2 separate regions of the Homo sapiens genome follow, and region 2 is linked to region 1. A link is an interaction called in ENCODE POLR2A ChIA-PET data of the cell type or tissue named here. Cell type or tissue: IMR-90. All regions are shown on one strand. Links, peaks and the distances in the headings refer to the core of each region. The heading gives the core; the rest is flanking DNA.

Region 1 (5,000 bases), core at 1-5,000:
TCTATAAGGGGTAAAGAAAAAAGCAGCACTGATGTTATTCTTTTTTTAATTCCTTCCAAATTAAAGTGCTCTAAATTATATTTCTCCATGGTGAACGGAACATTCTTAAACTTTCTGATGAAACAGTACATTAATATAATCAGAAGTGCCTTTGTTCTTTCATGGTTGAAGCTTCTGTGCTAATGATAACTAGAGACCTGTTCTGGCTTTCCAAGTGCAGGCAAATTTAAACAAAATTTTCAGTTTGTGAACACACAAACCACAATTTCTAACTTGCTCATATGGGACCATCCAAAGCCAGTGTTCAATTACTCTGAATTAGGAGATTCTGATGTCTAGATTTCTGTTACACTACAGGAAATGTCTGAAAAACTGTTCGTTTCTCCTACAATTTGAAATTACAGCAACTTAAAGGGGGGCGGTTATGAGAGGATAATTTTGCAGAAACATATTCACAAGAAAAAATTGAACACATTTTAAGACCTATAAGCAATCATTAGATTTTTATCATGGAGTTATTTTGCAAACTCTTATTAATTCATATTTAATAGGTAGACTGATGGTGGGGCTAAATACATGTAAAGTAATTTGAGCAGTGCTAGATAATTCAGTCAAGGACTTACCAATTACTTTCCCCCATCATATTTCTAAAATGATGTGGAAGCTTTAGAATACAAAATTTAAAAGACCATACCCTTACCTATCAACTTAAAATAAGAAACAAGTTTAAAGAACATATTTGAAATGTATCAACGTTCGTATTTCAAAGCTACAAAATCAAATTTTATAGCTTTAAAGTTTCACTAGAGACTGGTCTTATGCTTTAGTACCAATTTCTCTTTTTTCATGTTTCCCTTCATTAGACTCAATATACTGTAGCCATACCATGACAAAATATTACCTTTAAATACAATGATTTTATCTGGGCTTTTGACTGTGGCCAAATAACAGAACAAGGCAAAGTGTTCTGAAGTGTGCCAGAAAGAAGAAATTTCCTAATAGATATTAATCATTTTGAAGTTTAATAAAATCCTTTAACATAAAAAAAGGCCTTTTAACAGACAAACACACATATCAAACCACAAACGCTCATTGTGATATTGAGCATTGGAAGTCATTCTTCATTGGAATTCTTTGCATGCTGCAGGAATAGACACAATGTAAGATATCTGCAATCAAATTTCCTTAATTCATATTACAAATACATATAAAACTCATTTGGGAAAATGTAATGTGGATTTTATATGCAATAGTTTGTTATTTTAGGACAAAGCATCCAACATAGATAGATGCTTAATAAAATTTCAGCAACAATAAAATAAAAGACAGATATGGGAATAATAGTTTCAGCTGTATTGGCTCTAATTTAACAATAAACCAACTATGATTTTATAATCAGAACATTATGAACGTATCTTTAAAAAATACCAATACACTCAAACATTTACTGGTATTGAAATTGCTTTCATCTTGCACATTAGGTAAATGAGAATAAAATACTAATAACAGAGTTTGCATATTTTTATGTACTACTATTAAATTTCATGAAGACAAGTCATACAGGCAATGATGTCTATCACTAGTAAAGCCACAAAGTACAATTAATGAGGTAACTTACTCTTGGAGGGCAATACCTAAGAAAATTAAGTGACTTATTCCTAATTTTTTGAAACAATCCATTAATCTGCTTTAAAATGCAAATGTCACTTTTTCTAACTGTTTCAGAAATACCATTTGTTACTGATGTATAGTAACTAAAGGATTTCTATGGCCACTGAAATGCTGTAGTGTCTTTTCTGAACCATTCATTTGATGTTTGGCATCTGATAATATTTTGCTCATGTTCTGTGTACTTACGTTTTGTCAAGGAGAATTTAGGCCACACTGGGCCTCTTTCAGGACAAAAATTCTATTACTCCTTTACCATTTTATAGCATATGCCTTACAGTGCTTTACACACAGTAAGGCTTAAATTAATATTGACTGCTGATTGGCTCAGATGCACTTATTAATGGAAGTATTAACTAGTGAAATCACTTTCCTTAGGTTTAGCTGAAAGAAATTCATTATTACTGAAATACTCTCAGCAAATATGTGTGAGTATATATATGTTATATATATACACATACATATATATACATACATACATATATACACATACACACACACACACATATATATAATTTGCTTAATGGCTGTTATTCCTATAAACTGTTCATAAATATGTACTGAGAGTTGACAATACGCCTAATACAAAACTTGGAATAGAACTGTATAGTTCTTTCCTAATTAGTAGATTGAGATAGCAAAGGACCTAAATGCGCAGGTACTTTATAAAATGATGATCATGTTTCCGTTCATCTAAAATGGCTGTTCATATTTATTGACGGTGGCTAGAGGACAAGATTTAACATTATGTCATTCTGAATTTCATGTTCTCACCTGCAACCATTTCTTTACACCCAAAAATCATTTTAGCTGCCACTACCTGAGTGAGTACAATAAATCACAACTTTGGGGGCTAAAAATAAATACTTTATATATTTTCCAGATATCTGAAAAACCTGTTTGCAAATGGTAAAAAAGAACTATAGTTCCTCAAATGCACAGACTGATAGTATCAACTGAAGCAGTTCACACTGAAACCTCACTGAATCCTCAACTAAGAAACATTTTTTTGTCCTCTGCATTCTTAGCTCACTGTCTGAAATCTATCACAATTGCATTGGAAATGCTACCAATTTAAATCTTCTAAATTCCCAATTCTGTTTCTAGCATTCCTCTGCCAGAAAAGAAAACTTTAAATATTCTTTCCTGCCTACCAAATTATGATTACTTAATGTAGAATTCAAGACACTTCATAATTGGTTTTAACTTTCCTTGCCATGGTCTTACCTCACCTGCCTACTCTTTTTATGCTATAGGCTATCCAAAACTGACTACATTATTACTATACATATTCTCCCACCTCCATGCTATTTCTTTCTGTCATACCTACAAAAACAACAGCTGCCAATCTTTTAATGTTTATAGCCAGTGACCCTCTTGCATGAAGCTTTCTTTATTCCTTTTTCAGTCCTGCATCTTGGAATTTTTTTTCTTCTTGGGGATCCCACACATTTTCTGGATGCTTCTCATATGCCTTACCTCTTAATCACATGCCTGTCTCATCCTGACTAGCTTTTCTGTGCTTTATTCCTCTTTGTATTCCCCAGAGTGTCTTGAACATCCTAGGTACTCATATAGCTGAATTAGGTAATGAGGTTGAAGAACTAAGAAAATAGTGGAAGTGTAGACTTGTGAAAGAAGTATAAACTGGCTTGTATAATTTATTAGAAATCTAGGTTATCTTAGAGTAATATTTCTCTAAATGCCTCAAGGTATCATCTAATCCTAAAGTGTAAAATGTTTTCTTGTGATTCAGATATTGTTTAAAAACTGAAGATTAAAACATATGGGACCCTTGAGATACAGAGAAAACAATTTTGTGAAAATCTTAGCACAATTAAGAAAAACATCTTTTAAAAATCTTACAAAACACAAGCCTTTACCTTATCCTACACATGTAAACCCCTACACATGCTACCTCAAAAGTATCCCTATAATTTGTCCTTCAACGTCAGACTGTACATGAAACCAGCACACACACAGGACTGATTTTCTGAAAGACAGCCCTTGAAATTTATAGATAACTTTAAGGTCATGAATGTAAACATGTGCCTCTCCACCAAAAGTACAACAAGCCACAACTGCAAAAAGGGAAATCATTTGATATATTTATCTTGCAGCATCTTCAAAAGATTATCATGCAAAGGTCATCTTTAGGACAATGTCACCGTAAGTTACATGACCAGTTAAAGATAGTTTTATCATATAAGAAACAGCAGTATTCTTACTGCCTCAAGAGAACAAATAATGACAGTTGGGTATAATGTTAATATCTAGAAATAAGTAGATACATTGCAAGTTTTTAGTCATATTTTAATATATTTTGGTGAATTATTTTGCTCAGATAATTAAAACAAACCACCAACAACAATAAATATCTAGCCAACAAGATGTTTATTAAGGAACAGCTTTATAAGGTGACTAAAATCTGAGACTTTCAGAGAATGGAAACAATGCTATAGGATAGAAATCTCTTACCATCAAAATCAGATAAATAAACAATAACTCTTAGCTTGTAGATCCACATTTAAAGTAAAGTATTACCTTGGCTAGCTTTTGATTATGCTAGGTAGGAGGGGAAGAGTAAAGGGAGTAAATGAATATCACAAAAACTTCTTAGACTTCACTTTAACTATGAGCTAGAATAATTTTTTCCTCAGAGCTCTCTACAATTACCAAATGGAGTAATTAGAGCTTAATTTATTTCCATTTCCCCTATCATTCATTGTTCTAGTGACAATGCAAACAGAAAAGGCAAATGGTTCTTCTGGATGATGGGAACTGACATAATGACAGGACGAGTAATGAAGGGAAGCGAGTCCTCGCCCATTGACAGGGTATTGACTTTTATAAATTCCCTTGTGTTCCACATGTATAATTAGTTTTCACTTAAATTTTTAGTACTTATCTACATTTTCTTATCTCTAAAATGGGAAGATGCTACTAGATTTGAAGCTTTGCCGCTTATGAAAACTACTAAACCTAAGCGGCAGTTTTTACCATTTGACCAAAAAAAAAAAAAAAAAAAAAGCGCATTTGCTTATATTAGGGGCCTGATAAATTATGTGAATAAAACAGCCTCCAAATACCTAAATCTCCCACTCTTTAATCCAATGATAAAGTAAGACAAAACAAAATGGCACTATTAGGTATGAAGGGTGAAAATACGTTAACATCTACTATTTTCATTAAAAATCTTAGTCTTTTTAAAAAATCAAAATATCTCCCCTTTCTCTTCACCCGCTCTCCTTTTCTTGTTGTATATGATCTACATGTTTAAAATGACTACTCTTCTGCAGAGGAACAAAAATCCTATTTTAAATAAGAAAACT
Region 2 (5,818 bases), core at 426-5,425, 240 kb after region 1:
AGAGCTTGGCAACGAACCTATCTGATTCTAGATCTTACAATTTCCCCACTTTAATGATTGTGTTACAAGAAAGAGACAACTTGTTTTCATTCCCTTCCCCAGGGTTGGCATGGAGATGTGCTTACCTAGTTTGATTTGAGGGGCACTAGGAAGGCAGGCTTACTCAGATCCAGACTAGCTCCGGTTCAAATCCTCATTTGAAAGGCTACCATTTAAGAAATATTTCTTAGTTTTTTTTTTTCTTTTGGTAACATCTAGTTCTATACAAATCCCTTAGTAAAATATCAATATTCTTAGAGTATTATACTTTGAGTCAATATCAGTAACACTTTAGGGGATTTGTTGATCCAAATCATTTCCAGTGGTGACAGATAACAGAGAGCACAATCCCAAAGGAGTGAGGCAAAGGACGCAGTGGAGGTTTTCCTTTAGGAAGGCAGGCAGTAGGTAATGCTGAGAGAGCCAAACAAGTGATATGAAACAGAAAATAAATTGCATTTATTTACAGTTTTATCAAATTTTATCTGCATAGTGCATAGACAGGCATCAATTCTGACCTTGGGAAAAAATATCACTTGATAATATGAGACTGTCAATTTACCATAGAAATTACTTAGGAAAGTAAACATAGTACCCTACAAAGTCTTAAGCTTGTTTTTTTGCAAAACAACAACAAAAAAGCATAACCTAGTTGAGATGTGTCAGATGTGTTCTCTTCTGGTAATGTGTGCTATCTCAAGGTCAAATGAATCCCAGCAGGGAGACCACAAATACACAGCATTATAAATGACCCCAGGAAAACAGAAACATGAATATTCATCATTTTTAAGCATTCCAAGACAGCAGGAGACTATTTTCATGAGGTTGTATGACACCTTTAATGATATGACTATTTGACAGCTCTTTCGTTCCAGGAAAAAAAAAATCGACAAAGAGTCAGGGGAGTCATAAGTCAAATCAAAATCTCAAAGGAGAAATCAAACCTCAGAAGTACTTTTCAAAGACTGGGACAGAGTGTTCAATGTAAAGGCGTGTTACAGTGTCTCACGTTTGTTTCTAAAGTGTTATACAATCAATAATTAAGCAACAATAATTTCAATTAAAGGAGGACTAGGAAGATTTCAAAAAAAGGATAAAACTGTAAAGACTTTGCTCAACACATCTAGTTAATCAGAGACAGAATAATAATTAAGTTATAGTTTTAATTTTTATTTCCTCAACACTAGGCAATAAAATGATTGGTATTCTTTGTTGATAGCAAAATCCTAGTTCCCACTAATAATATCCATTCATCTACTTATTCCTTTGACAAGCATAAAAATATTAGTTGTACTATATGCTAAGGACTGTCAAAATCACTAGGGTTGGGGCTGGGCACAGTGCTTATGCCTGTAATCCCAGCACTTTGGGAGGCTGAAGCAGGCTGACCACTTGAGGTCAGGAGTTTGATACCAGCCTTGCCAACATGGCGAAACCCCGTCTCTACTAAAAACACAAAAATTAGCCGGGTGTGGTGATGGGCACCTGTAATCCCAGCTACTTGTGAGGCTGAGGCAGGAGAATCGCTTTAACCCGGAAGGCAGAGGTTGCAGTGAGCCGAGATCGCGCCACTGCACTCCAGCCTGGGCGATGAGACTCTGTTTCAAAAAAAAAAAAAAAAAATCTGTAGGGTTATAAGAATACCAGAAGATGCGGGAGATGAGACTGAAAGCAAGACAAGGAACACAAAGTTTCGTTACTGGAGAAAGAGCCCAGGTGTAGATACAGTGAAGGAAGTAATTGAGTAAAAGGTTGGAAGCCAAGGAATCCACTCAGCATCTGTCTGGTTGCCTGCCGTGGTTGCTGGGTCTGCATACTTGTGGGAGTTATACAATATCCGGCACAAAAAGGGTACACGTTAAAGTTTCTGTGATTCTAGCTGCCACGTATTGACTCGATGTGTTAACCCAAGCAATTATCAAATGCTGATCAGAAATGCTGAGCATTTTAACATTGTAAATGGGATCATGTTAACATTCCTGTTAAAAATTGCTTCAAAAACTTTCCACTGCACTCAGAATAAAATTCGAACTCCTTAGTACCACCTATAAAGCCTTATGTGATCCAGTCCCTGCTACCTCTTCAATTTCATCTCATCACTCTGCCCCTGACTCTCCATTCTCCACTTTAACTACCCTCCCTTTAGTGCCTCCAACATGCCAAGACCTCTGTATGTGCTTTCCCTTTGCCAGGAAGTCTCATGTCAATCGCTCTCCATCTGACTAGCCCCTATTCATCTTTGCAATTTGAGTTCAAATGTCCCTTAATAAGGGATCCTCACCTATCAAGTCTAAAATAAATTACTAGTTTCTCATTATGCTATCTCATTTCCCACTGTTCTTTTTCTTCATGGCACATATTATAAATTGAAATCATATGATAGCATATGATGTAATTATCTTCCATTATATCTAGAGTGTTTTAAGCTCCCTGAGGACAGGGATCATGTTGCTTTTATTTACAATATAATGCTAGACTTATAATAAGTACTAGATAAATGTTTGTTAAAAGGATAAAGGACAATTATGTATAACTTTGAAGAATATGAGAAATTAATTACTATATAATGCATATAGGACGTTGCAATCAAGAGATTATTTTTGACTTGGGTTCTAAAATTTAGAATAGCAGATTCAGCCCTTGGTAACAACCATGTGGGCTAGATGACTGTGACTGTTCCTGGTACATTTGGCATCCAAAAGTATCCAATCCCGGCTCTTTGGTCCTGTCACTTTTCTTCTTTGAGCCTTAGTTTCCCAAAGCATTAAATGGGTGGTTGAGTTGGATGGTCTTTGTGATTCCTATATTGAAGTTTTTGTAAAATTATATTCTCATGTAGAAATTTTAGGAAAAAGTGATTTCTGTGCAGCATTAAGGATTTTAATTCTTAGCAGCCTTTGCTTATCAAGTTGGTGGTATAACAGAGGAAGGTTAAGGACTTGGGTCTATTTACTTACTTTTCACCCGTTCCCTTCACCTAAAAAACATATCTGATTCCCTGAGCAGAGACTAGAAATATGCATGGGCATGTACGCAAAAAAAAGACAAGCATTTAACTTTCCTAATACTCTTATCACTTCAACATCTAGGTTTGGCAGAGAAACACAGAACTCCTCACAACAGCTGCGTTCACTATCATGTGTGCATACCAAATAAGGGATTTCTACTTTACAAAATGCTGTTTCGGAAAGTCAAACATACAGTTGCTCTATCCTCATATGTCACTGTCTTAAGAAAGTAAATATTCTGTAAATTCATTTCAAAGAATATGTTAGACTTTTTTTAAAAAAAAAACTTTTGATCTGTACTCACATACTGTAAGTTGCCAAAGGACACATTAGGAATGTGGGTAGAATTTCAAATATATGACACCATACTTATAAATGTGCTTGTTACTGCTACAGTAAGTCTTTTGACTTTAAAAATACCATTCTGCCAATGGACGTTGCCACTGTTTCTCAAAGGGTCAGTGTTGTAGAGTATCTACCATATCATTTGGCGTGATTATACATTCACTGTTGATAAAGTTCAATTCATAGCCAGGAAATAATAGCCATCAACTAAGATTCACAAAGACAAGTCTATTAGTAAACTATTACCACAACCACCTATAGTTTAGCATAAAAAAACTTTCTAAGTTGTAACATGACTTGAACTGAGAACCACAAGGTGTCACAGACTCATTTTATAATCTAGGAGAAGAAAATTTTATTCCTAATTATTCCTTTATTCTGAAAGAGAGACAATAATACCAGATACATGTCTCAGTCTCAGAAACATTCAGAATATTTGTGGATTGATGGTGTAGGCCCTGATCTGATGGATACTTTATGAACATAGACCTGAATAACCATTATGGGTATGCAAACATTTGTCTAATAATTATTTTTGGAGAAGATATTTTTATAAATTACTATATTAGTTAAGAGCTGAAATCAAATGATAAAGATCTGGAAGTACAATTGGAGCCGAGTAAGACCCAAGACTTTGGTTTACACCATTTCTTCTGTAGTCTGGGATACTCTATGCTCTTTCTTTTCCCAACATGAACATCAAACATCCCCTTCTCTATAAAGTCTCTCTTTAATTTGCCTCCCCCAAGCAAATCGATCACTCACTCCCACACTTTTTTGTATATTACTGTGGTACTCTGCACACATGCCTATTATAAACTTTAATTACTTTGTTGAATTCACTTCCTTTTGGTAGTAAGCTTCTTGAAGGAAGTCACCATCTTACTCATCTTTGTTTATTTTCAACTTTATCTTAGTACTATGTGCCATGGCTAAAAAAGATGAATAAAGTCTAGGCTCTGCTTGCTGGGACTTCTCATTGTGATCAGATTTTTAATAAATGTGGTTACTTGACACCTGGTATTAATAGCTTGTCAAAGATTAAAGATTATGTTCAGCAGAAAACTGGCCTTGGGCTCTCAGAAAAAAATAAGTAAAATGTGGTTTGTTTCCTTTCTTTTTCCCAGTCTATGCCTATCTTCCAACCCTCAGGTTCTCAGAGTCTTCTGGTTGCCTACAGAGCTTCAAAATCCTCACATGATTCACATAGAATAGATCTGCCATTCCTGGAAATGTCTCAGCTCTCTTCATTTTTTTATCTAATTTTTTCTTGCTCTAACCTGTCCCCAGTGAAGACTCCTTTTTATATATGTTTATGCTTGGTGTTGATCTGATTATATGAACAAAGTAATTTATATTACACAGTAATTTATATTATAATAAATTATTGATATCTTATGGAGTATTAATAAGAATTTCTGATTAAGAGAAAGTGTGAACTTACAGAGAGGCTATTGCTCAGTTTGATCCTGAACTACAAAGCATAAATCCATCTACTTAACTCTCCTCTTCTGGGTTCCAGGGCAGGGCAGTGAATCCCTTGGATGAGATTCTCATCTCTCTTAGGTCCACTTTTCTGAAACATGAAGAAAATACTCTCTGGGATTTGGTGGAATGAGGTGGCCAGAGATGACTAATTTAAAAATGAATGAAGTCGATCTTTGGTACTATGTATATTCTCTCTCACATTTTTTTATTCTTGTGTATCCTAATAATCATTTTTTATTTTTCTAATAAGCATGTTAAGTAGATAATTTAAAAATTATATGAGAGTAGAAATTCATTCTCACACTGCTAATAAAGACATACCTGAGACCGGGTAATTTATAAAAGAAAGGGGTTTAATGAACTCACAGTTCTACATGGCTGAGGAGGCTTCACAATCATGGCGGAAGACAGGAGGAGCAAAAGTCATGTCTTACATGGCATCAAGCAAGAGAGTGTGTGCAGGGGAACTCCCCATTATAAAACTATCAGATCTCATGAGACTTATCCATTACCACAAGAACAGCACAGGAAAGACCCATCCTCCTGATTCAGTTACCTTCCACTGGGCCCCTCACACAACACATGGGAATTCTGGGAACTACAATTCAAGATGAGATTTGGGTGGGGAAACAGCCAAACCACATCAGGTTATAAAGTGTTTTCTGGGTTAAATTGATAATTTTAAGGACTAATTTATCCAAAATCTCCCTAGCCTACTTATTTATTTTGATGAAATGAAGTATACTTTCCACAAGGCATGTAGAAAAAAAAGACTGATTTATTAAGACAGTGTAGACAAACAAGTAAAAAGACTTATATAAGCATACATCATCCATATCCAAATCTTAATCTTGGGTTCCAATGCAGGGACACATCCATGGACTGGTTATTTACAATGTATAGTCAGTAATGGGCAGTGGGTCCATTATTCTTTTAGA

The links. Peaks named below come from ENCODE experiments on the same cell type or tissue, not always from the same donor. Only the 100,000 strongest peaks of a DNase experiment are listed, where the experiment ranks them.
Region 2: POLR2A ChIA-PET joins it to region 1 with 5 read pairs; 3 of 35 experiments call an interaction of 5 or more read pairs at or near these places.

Annotation. Positions count from the first base shown.
Region 1 is chr3:105,693,929-105,698,928 of GRCh38, forward strand. All of the region lies in intron 12 of CBLB (Cbl proto-oncogene B), which reads right to left. Among named protein-coding and RNA genes, the nearest start is that of CBLB, 170 kb to the right of the region's middle. In IMR-90, for the core only: no CTCF peak of the experiment used is centred there; no DNase peak of the experiment used is centred there.
Region 2 is chr3:105,930,884-105,936,701 of GRCh38, forward strand. No RefSeq gene overlaps it. Among named protein-coding and RNA genes, the nearest start is that of CBLB, 65 kb to the left of the region's middle. In IMR-90, for the core only: no CTCF peak of the experiment used is centred there; a DNase peak (open chromatin) is centred at 3,168.